2 separate regions of the Mus musculus genome follow, and region 1 is linked to region 2. Evidence: chromatin loops called from intact Hi-C (ENCODE). Cell type or tissue: left cerebral cortex. All regions are shown on one strand. Links, peaks and the distances in the headings refer to the core of each region. The heading gives the core; the rest is flanking DNA.

Region 1 (5,382 bases), core at 160-5,159, 140 kb before region 2:
TCAGAGCCTTAGCTTCTTTCTGATAGCACTGACATTGAAAACTTCCACCTCGCTTTTATTCTGAGAATAAACCACAGGCTGAAAGTGTCTGGTGCCTGGGATGTGCTATCATGGGTCACTTCTCCACCCTCCTCCTTCTTACTGTCTGAGGTAAAGGTGGTCCTTCCATCTTCCCCTGAGTCCCCATCTGCCTGGTCTCACAGTGGTCCTCAGTACTAGGACAGTGGAAGGAAGTTGGATTGTGAAGCACCTAGGTCCAGGTCCAAGGCCGAAGTCCAGTATATCACTCACAGGGTGAGCAAGAGCTGCCCTTGAAGATGAGGTGAAGAGCAACGAGTCTGGGAAGGCAATGGCAGATACCTGGCAGATACCTGGTGAACTCTGACCCCAATAAACACCCTAGCCCAAACTGCCTGGTCCATTCTCCAGACCTCCATCACTCCCTCACCAGTCTCCACCTCTTCTAACATCTCAGGCCCTAAAGCCCCCTTCATGTCCACACCAGTGCCCAGTCCTGGCCAGGGACAACCACTGCCTCCTTACCTTACATAACTTCAACCTACCTGACATTCTGTAACTCCCTAAGAACTCCTTATTCCCTACTGCGAACTTAACTGGAAGCCTTTCCCATCTGCTGTCCACATATTTGCATAATAGCTAACTCTCACACAAATTTCTGGTTGTTTTCAAGCAGCCCTCATCTTGCCTTGTCTCTGTTGCATTTTCTCTCTCAGCTGTGGAAGCCCAAACCCCAAAGAGTGCGCTCTAGCCTTCTCCCCTCCCCCTATCTTCATCAGCCTACTGCCTCCAGGTCCTGTGACTGACAACCTGGATAGTAGTGAGCATACAGGGTGGCATTCTAGGCCTCTTGTGATAGGATTCCCAGCGTATGAGATTCCTCCATTCCTACAGCTTCTTCCCAAAATCCCTGCAGCCCCCTCCCAAAGCTCCAGCAGCCCCTCCCAAAGCCCCTGCAGTCCAATTTGTTTTCAACAACAACCCTCATCATGGATGATAGCAACTTTCTCTGCTCTGGCCTGTGCAGATAGTTATTGCTCTCCTGAGTCTGTGGGCAGGTAAGCATGGTCCTTGGAGGAGGAGGAGGAGGAGGAAGAGGAGGAGGAGGAGGAGGAGGAGGAGGAGGAGGAGGAGGAGGAGGAGATGGATGCTGTGGAGAAGAGAATGTGTTTCCTTTCCTCAGAGACTGCTCTATCTATTTAGGCTGCTTGGTTCAGTGGTCCATGACAGGTGGGATCTATAGACACTGGCCTGCACCCCAGCAGCAGACACACTGGATATCAGGAGACACTTCAGAGCTCTGCCCACACTGCCTCTCAGATCTTGTCTAGTACATTCCTATGTCCCCAATCTCTAAGTATGTTTCCCCAATGCTCATTGAGTCCCCTCCCCAAACATGTCCAAAGCCTGGGGAATTCCCCGGAATCAGACACAATACATTAAAATGAGGCCAGATAATCCCACAGAATTGAGAACTAGCAAGAAGTCCTGATTTTTTTTTAAAGAATATTTTTTAATAGATCTGTAGGCATAGCCATCTGTTGTAGGTGTTAGTTTGGTGTCAGTGAGTAATAAAAGTGTCATTCCCTGTGATTTTTATCAATTACGGTAAATATGCCAGTAATCACCCACTTTAGCTGCTGAAACACCAGTGCTGTCTGGAGTTGAGGCTGGGGACCGCTCAGAGGCCTCAAGAGGTAAACCCCACAGGTGTAGACTGACGTCTAGGCAAACAGTAGTTAAGCTAGAATTTGGAGGGGGGGGGGAAGTGTTAACGTATGTCAAGCAGACAAATTTGGACTTTTCCATGAGGGTCTGACATATCAAATGGGAAATAGGCAGAAATTACTCTAACAGTAAAAATCTTGTCATTTACAACCTCTAAAGCAACGGGCTCATTTAACACATCAAATCACAGATAATGATTGGCTCAGCCTGGTATTTATCTCACCTCTAAAGTGTAGACACCAGGGCAAGCTTTGTGTGTCTGTAGAGGAGACCTGTGGTGACCCGTCAGCCCCTGTGGCTGCAGAATAAGTCGAGGGCCAACTGCCACACAGGCTAAGATGTGAGAACCTTTCCTACTTCTTCAAACATTAAAAAAAAAAAGTGAAGAGACACGGCTGGAAGTGACACGGAGTGAGTAGTCTCGTGGTGAATGACTTCAGGGAAGTCCCACCTGTTCTGTTTGTTTGTTTTCTTTGGGAGCTGTTTGGAGTCATTGGAGCTGAAAGTGTATTTCCACACTTGAAGCACATGTGCGTTATCTGCAGTCATCCCCTAGCCAGTTCTCAGCCAATCCAGAGTTCTGTCTATTTCAGATACCCCGAACATCCGCTGTCAGCAGGCACAAGGCTGTGATTCAAGATGAGTGCCCGAAGCTTCCTCTGCCTGTGTGAAGAAGATCCAGCAAGAGAAGGAAGCAGGGTTCCTGAAAGCCAGGCTGATGAGGAAAACTCCTGTGCTGAGTTAACGTGGGCGTCTGAGTGGGCAGAGTCAGTGTATGAACAGCACAGGTGCCCACCCCACCCCCACCCTGGCGGGTAAGCACTGCGATCACGTTCAGGGCCATAGGGAGAGCATCGGGTTCTCAGAAAGACATTGACCTAGACCATTCCTCTGATTTACTCTCCCCTGCACCTCTCTTGTTTGACCTTCTCCTGGGCTTCACTCGGGTAGGAATTCAAAGTGCCCGCTGCTGCAGGTCGATAGGGTGCAAACCTACCCATGAACAATGAATGCACACACACCTTTCCATACACCTGCCATACCTGTCAGGACACAAGCCTACATAGACAATTGTGCACATATACCTGCACACAAACACACCTACACATACCTTCAGGTACACACACATGAGCCCACACCTGCTCATAACTGCATACACAAACATACCTGTATGTACACACACATGCCTATATGCACCTTAAGGGACACACATCTGCACATATATGCCCACATCTGCACAGATAAACATACCTGCCCACACCTTCGTGAACAAACACACCTACATACACCTGCAAGGGCACAGGCATGATCACACCCACCCACACATTATCATGCCTGCAGAGGCATACATACATACTTGAAGGGGACATACGTACTTTACATACATACATACATACATACATACATACATACATACATACATACTACTAGTAATAATAATAATAATCTAATAAATTTTCTCTATGCTTTTTCAGGAATACTCTATGAGGTCAAAGCTGGTCCCTGTGTCTGTCTTCAAGGACACAAGCCAATTTAAAAAGAAATCATTCACTTAAAAAGAATGTTTAGATCAGCTCCCACTGGTGCAGACTGATTGGTTAATATCATCTCAACTTAGCGTGTTCTGAAAATAAGGGTTACTAACCTTCACAGACAACCAGTGGTCTCAGGGAGCCACGAAGCTGTCTCGGGACTGCACACAAGACACACACAGGTGAAGCTGGATGCAAGTCAGACCTGTGAACTAACTCCCCGCAACCGAGGGGGGAGGAAGTGACCACATCATCTCATTGGCTCTGCAGATCCAAGTCCACTCAAACGGCAAGCATGGCCCAGGTAAGTCACTTCACTAAGCACGTGGGCCAGAGTGAAGTGGGTCAGTCAGTCACTTGGGCACAGGAATGTTCAGGTGGGGGGGGGGAATAAATGAACTTCTGAGAATGTGAACTTATCAGATGACTTGAGCAACAGGTTCTTTCTCTAATCGATGTGTTTCCCAGGAAACCTGAACTGCCCCACCCCTCTCTGACTATTCCTAAGGGAGAATATTTGTTTTCCCCAATGAGTAAATTATTAAGTCATCATCATCATCAGTAATAGTAATAGTAGAGTGTGGTTATATGAAACAGGGTTTCTATATACAGTCCTGGCTGCCCTGGAACTTACTATATAGATCAAGCTGTTCTCATACTTACAGAGATCCTCCTGCCTCTGCCTCCCAAGTCCTGAGATTAAAGGCTCATGCCACCATGCCCAGCTAAATGAATAATTTTGGAATGCATGTGCAACAATGGCGTGTATATTGTGTTAGCCACACACTATTGTTAGTACGCTTGCTAATTCATAACAAGTTAACTCTCACAGTACAATGGGCATGTTTTTAAAATATTTTTGGCAAAACGTTACAGACTCATTATACAGTTAATTAAACCTCTCACCCCAATTGCTCTGGGTTCTAAGATGCACACATGGAATGTCTTTATCCTTCTAGAGTTGGATGCACCCTCAGATTCAACAGCCGACCACTGGCATCCCTTTTTCCCCCTTCCACGGTGGTACATGGAATAAAAACACACCCCGGGCTTGCTGGAATACCAAGGAAACATTCATGCCCATGGAGGTAAGCATTACAGAATTCGTGGTCTGTATGGTTGAGAATAAAAATAATTTGTGGCAAGATCAACTATCCTTTCTAATCCCTTCTTATTTAGGAGTTGTAAATTATGCCCCCAAACTAGAGCATGGCTCCTTTTATCTCAAGAGCATTTTGCCACATGCATCTAACAGAGAATGCCCTTTGCCCATCTCCACTACCAACTGAGAAGGCTACAGACAAACCCTAGCAATTTCTCAAAGAATGAAGCAAGCCCTTGGGCTGCATTTACTTAACATACAAATGTTAAAACTACCGCTGTGCAGGTTTGCAGCAGGTGGCTGTGCAATGTTCTCTCAAGGCCATAGGAAGCAGCTACTGCATTGCCAAGAATTCCACCCTCATCCTCCACCTGCCACCAGCTTCCCAGGCCTCCCTGTGTCTGTTCTCAGAGCCGGGAGTTGTAGAGGGAACAGGGCTGATGGCAAACTAAGTCATGGTCATGCTGTGGTGGTGAGAGGGTGAAACGCTATACTTGGGTATAATTTGATGGTCTTCTTCATTGTCATTGTCATCGTTGTCATCATCTGATCAGGATTCTAGACAAGAGCATCAGCTCTGCTAGTGCCACGCCGGAAGTGATTCTCCTCGTGAGCAAGCAGGCCATGCCACGCGCAGGAGGCAATGCTGTGAGCTCATGGTACTAGACATGTGGTCCGAGGGCTGAAGGTGAAGCCGCTTTGCTTTCAGCCCCTGCTCCTTGCCTGGGCTCATTTTCCCCTGGACCCTCCTATGTGCACAGTGTGAAGGGAATTACCTATTACTTCAATTATTTGTTTCTTATCAGCTGATGTTAAACTACAAGGATTTGCATTGAATGGACACAAAGAAAGAGCAAGTCACGGCACATCGCCAAATGAAAGAGTGATGTTCTGGTGAATTTAGCCGAAATAATTTACTGCTATAAAAGTGGGGAAGTGGAAGGTACAGCCTTTGACCAATAAATCCCTGCTGCCCGTGAAACCCTTATCTGGTCCCCTCCG
Region 2 (5,382 bases), core at 66-5,065:
GGGTGGTGGGGGAAAGGTCACTGAACAGATTTGAGTAGAAGGGAAAGGCCAAGCAGCCAACACCTAATCCTGTGAGGTTCCTGTTAGGGGCAGCTCCCAGCCCTTTCCCTGCTGACGTGTTCTGTGCTCACTGCTCTCCCCTTGGTGTTTGTCCTCAGTGTTTGGTCACGTGGGAACGCGGGAAGGAATTCCTGCTCGACATTCTGAAAACTGTAAGTTCAAGATCAAGGTGTTAGCAGATCCTATGCTCGTCAAGATGGTGTCCTAATCTAGTGGAAGGGCACAGGGCTCTCCAGGGTCACTTTACAGGGGCACTAACCTTATACATGGAGCTCTATCCCAAAGTGCTCATCTGAAACGAATCGCTTTCTGGAGGCCTGACCTCCACTCCCCTGCCGTTGTGAGGATATGAACAGCTCCTCTTCCAGAGCCTCTGCTCTGTTCTTTCTCCATCAGGTTGGACTCCTTCTGCTCCCTTCGTTCTCCATCTCTGGCTGGCTGGCTGGAGACAGTGTGCATAGCAGACCAGAGGGAAAGCATTGCTGGGGACCAGAGGAATAATCCCCAGACCGGGGGCATAGTGTCCAGTTTTTTCAAAGCGAGCACAGCAGTAGACAACTGCTGGACAGCACTCAAGCATGCTTCTGGCGCAAAGGTTCTCAACCTGTGGGTCGTGACCCCTTTAGGGGTCAAATAACTTTTTCATGGGAAAAATCCTGATATGATCCTGCATATCAGATATTTCCATTATAATTCATAAGAGCAGCAGCAAAATTACAAACTACATTATGATTCATAACAGCAACGAAGTTACCATTATGAAGTAGCAATGCAATAATTTTATGGTTGAGGGTCACCATGAGGAATTGTATTAAAAGGGATCACAGCTTTAGGAAGGTTGAGAACCACCAGTTTAGAGGTACTGGGCACCCAGAATAGTGCATCATCATTGTGTGGAATTCACATGGCAGAGAAAAAAACATCTAAAAAGAGCTCAGACAAAACTGTGATGGAATTTCTGTTCACAGAAAAAAAAATTGAAAACTTTCAAATTAAAAGAAGAGCCTTTAAGCCCGTTTGCATTTCAGTGAGTTTATGTCCTTACGTAATTTCTTTCCCTAGGGATAGGATCTTATGACAGAACCACACTGGCCATCAGCGGAGGACTCACACTTCAGGGCTCTTGCCTGTGTTCCACCCGGTTCTAACTCGAAGAATGACGGCACTTGGAAGACCTAAATTAAATTTTTAAATTGCATGCTATTACTCTAGATAAAGGTAGGTGAGGGCATGCAAGCAGAGCTGCCTGGGCCTTTCCACTGTTAGATGAGGACAGCGCACAAGCCCCCATGACCTTGGGTTCCCTGGGGCTTCAGCATCCCAGGTCATGCCCTGCTGTGCCCAGGAGCTAAGAGCGGAGCATGCGCCCCAGGCTCTATGCCCAGGCGCTAAGAGCGGAGCATGCGCCCCAGGCTCTATGCCCAGGCGCTAAGAGCGGAGCATGCGCCCCAGGCTCTATGCCCAGGAGCTAAGAGCGGAGCATGCGCCCCAGGCTCTATGCCCAGGCGCTAAGAGCAGAGCATGAAAAGCCTTGACTCTTGGCCTTGGTCTGTATCCTGCTAAGCTTTGCGCACCAGTGAGATCCTGAAATGAAATTAGCCTGGTATTCTTCATCCCAGGGGGAGTCATACAGCTCTACTGCTCTTGTCCTAATGGCTTCCTCACTGCAAAGTCATCTCCGAGATGAAGAATTAAATCTACTAGTGTAAATCAATGGGAAGGAAATCAGAACCAAAAGGCTGGGTTGTTTTTACAAATCACCCAGTGCAAGGCAGGTTTTCACGGAGTCCCTCGCTCAGCTGGAGACACTGAGCTCCACACGGTGTGGTCAGGCACGCCAATGGATAAAGGAGCCTTCGAGAGCAGAGCTTAGGGGCAAGGTTTATTACAATGTAATTACAGTTTAGTCGGCTCCCCTCCCAGAGTGACTAGATAGCAGAACGAGGAAACAGCCCCACTGAGTGCTCAATTTCAAATGGAGATGCCAGAGTAGTGCCTGTCCCCAGGGCCCCTTGCCACATACTTTTGTGCATGTGGGATTTAAATACCCAGAGCCTTTAGCCCCACAGAGACAGTGAGGCAGCCAAAAGGCAACTGTGGAGGCTTTGAGTTGGGTGCCATAATGTTAGGAGCTAGCCCATATCTGTGAACCAAGCTCAGTAAACCTGTGGCGGTCTGAGGGTCTTGGGTTACCCTCGACTTTCTCGCGACTTCAGACCTGCCCATCCTCCACAAACCCCCTTCCATGCAAAGCCATTTCCTGAGTTAAGCCATCCTTTGGTATCAAGGCTGGTCCATTATGAATTGCTACCTTCCCCCAAAGCATGTAATTTCTCCCTGTTTTTGTGTGTGTTTGTGTGTATGCGTGTATGTGTTTAAATGTGTGTGGGTACGAGTGTACGAGTACATGTGTATATAGAGACCCAAAGCTAATATCAGGCATCTTCTTCAGTTGCTTTCCACTTTATTTATCGAGGTAAGATGTCTCATTGAACCCAGAGTTCACTGACTCCATCTGGTCTACCTCTGCTTATCAAGTGTCCCACCTGGCCAGGATTTACATGGGTGACAGGGATCAGAACTGTAGTCCTCATACTGACAAGACAGTCCTTTATCCACTGAGCAGTATCCCCAGAAAGCATGTGATTTCACAACTATTTCAAGCAAAAGGAGCGGTTTTGATGGTCACCTGAGCCTATGAAGAAGGTCCCCTCTGAGCCAATGCTTTCCAAGGAGCTGTGTACTGTGTCGACATCTATGGTTGGTTCTGTGAACTGCAGAATCGCTGCTGAGTTTGCACTCCAGTCAGCAGGAACCAGGGCAGCTGACCCCTACAAAGCATTCTATTCACCACGAGGTTGAATCAGTTGGCAGAGCAAACTTTCCCAAGCTTCCCTATGGGACATTTGAGGAACCAGAAACAATCTCTGACCTGTAGGGGGAAAGATTCTACCTTTTTCCTGTAACCTTGGAGTTGGGTAAATCACATGAGGAGCAGAAAAGAGCTGGGGAGGGAATATGAAAGAAATGATATGCCAGGCAAAAAAAGAAGGATATGAAATCTACATTTGTGTGTATGTGTGCCTGTGACATGCATGAGTACAGAGTACATATGTGAGTATGTACATATATGTGCAATCATGTGTGCACATGTGTATATGTATTATGAATGTATATGCACATTCGTGCCCATGCATGTGTGAATGTACATGTGTATATATGTACATGTATGCTCATGTGTGTGCATCTGCATGTGTGAATGTACATGTGTATATGTACATGTATGTTCATGTGTGCATATGCACGTGTGAGTGTACATGTGTAAGTATACATGTATGTTCATGTGTATATGTACATGTATGTTCAAGTGTGTGCATGTACATGTATATATGTGTTGTGAATACATGAGCCTGTGTATGTATGAATTCATGTGTCTCTCCAAATCTGTGTATATGACAAACAACTGGCTCTCTGTGATTTGAAATGTAAGATGTTTTGAAAACTGTTCTTTCTCTGGGGTTGGGATCTTTATGCCTTGAGAACTTCAACAACCTTGGCATCCCTCTTAAAATGACTTCAGGAAGAAAGATGCATTATGTGTAAGGTGAAGGTCTATGGGTAACATAAAACTTTAGTCCCAGTTGACATCCCTCAGTCTAAGTTCCCATCTGCTGGCGAGGCTCGGCCTGCAGGAGCACACAGCTCAGCACCCCCTTCGCCCCACGTTTCCAGCACCTTTGTTCTGAGTTTTAAAGAACCCTGACTAATTCACTTTAGCCGAAAGCTAATCCTACACTGTAAGGCTAAGTATAAAACAAGTGACGTTCTCAAAGGGGGTGACAGAAATGAGCAGGGGGGATCGCTGAGTGCTCGTTAGCTGCGTGTTGTCACGTTAACTATGGGGTGTAACACCAATTTTCTCTTCTTTGTCATTTGCCAACACTATCCCCCTCCACAGAGCAGTCTGGCAGGGAGAGGCTCTCGGCAGCTGCTCACCCTCCTCTGCCCTGTGGAGGCCCGGAACTTTGCCTCCGTGGCCATGAGCCCCAGGAAGGGTAGCCACCCCGGACCAGTCACTGCCAGATCTGCCTGTCCAGAAAACTGTTAGGTGTTGGGATAAAGAAAACCCTCTGAGGCTTCTAAGCTAACACTGTGGATTTTTTTTTTTTAATATTCTTTGGAGGGCTGGATATATGGCTCAGCCATTGAAGGCTAGGCTTCAAAATATAAAATATTCTTTGGGGGCTGGAGAGATGGCTCAGCAGCTAAGAACTGCTTGCTGCGCTTGTAGAGGACCCAGATTTCCCTCTTAGCATCTACACTGGGCAGCTCACAGCCGTGTGACCATCTGGTACTCCAGTTCCAAGAGATCTGATCCGTTTCCTGCTTCCTGGGGACCTTACTGTTTATAAACTCACCCAGGTTCACACACATACACATATATATATATTTTAATTAAAATGTGCCACAGTAAGTGTGCATGTATGTGTGTTCTTGTGCATGCAAGTGCACCTATGCATATGCATGCGTGCGCGTGCGTGTGCATGTGCGTGTGTGTGTGTGTGTGTGTGTGTGTGTGTGTGTGTGTGTTTGTATGCACATGTACATGTGTGTGTATAGGCCAGAGGTCAATATTGGATGTAGGGTCTTAGGCAACTTTCACTTTTATTGTTGTTTTGAGACAGGGTCTTCGACTAGGAGCTCGGATCACCAATCACAAGAGGCCAGCCAGCCGGCAAGTCCCCAGCATCTGCTTGCCACTAAGCTTACAAGCCTTGAGATCAATTACAGGCTCCCACTGCCACGCCCAGCTTTTTAAGAGTGGGTTCTGGTGGACAAAATTCAGGCCCCTGTGCTTGCACAGCAAGCACTTTATCAGCTGAGATATCTCCACAGCTTTCCAGTTTTAATCCTTAGTCACTATTAGACCCAATAACTGGAGGCCTGGCACTCTGCGTAGATGCTGTGTCCCACAGAGGACATCTGAGGGGCGAGCATGCTATGTCCTGCTCCCCACAGCTGTAGGGCTGGGAGGAGTGCTGAAGCTCTGTCAGCCGAAGCTCTGAGTGAGCGCGTTACCATCAGCTGCTTGAACTCTGCTTGTCCTCCTCATCAGCGAGGTTCTGAAAACACACACACACACACACACACACACACACACCAAAACAAACGAAACTCAAAACTAGGGACTGGGGAGATGGCTCAGTCAGCTAAGCACTTGCAGCAAAAGCAAGCAGCCCGGAGTTCAGTTCCCTCCCCTCCCAACCCCCCACCACTCCAAACCCCCATCCCACCCCCAACCCCCACCCCAGCCCCACAGTA

The links. Hi-C counts contacts between places; a loop is a spot of excess contacts. Peaks named below come from ENCODE experiments on the same cell type or tissue, not always from the same donor. Only the 100,000 strongest peaks of a DNase experiment are listed, where the experiment ranks them.
Region 1: it touches region 2 in a loop (3-fold over the local background); 3 of 42 quality-filtered maps call a loop at or near these places.

Annotation. Positions count from the first base shown.
Region 1 is chr8:12,422,542-12,427,923 of GRCm38, forward strand. It overlaps Sox1ot (Sox1 overlapping transcript), which reads left to right. Exons shown (of 8, transcript NR_027975.2): 2 at 2,340-2,561; 3 at 3,222-3,582; 4 at 4,238-4,366. Among named protein-coding and RNA genes, the nearest start is that of Sox1, 30 kb to the left of the region's middle. In left cerebral cortex, for the core only: no CTCF peak of the experiment used is centred there; a DNase peak (open chromatin) is centred at 2,444.
Region 2 is chr8:12,561,704-12,567,085 of GRCm38, forward strand. No RefSeq gene overlaps it. Among named protein-coding and RNA genes, the nearest start is that of Spaca7, 8.6 kb to the right of the region's middle. In left cerebral cortex, for the core only: a CTCF peak has its summit at 2,817; a DNase peak (open chromatin) is centred at 2,799.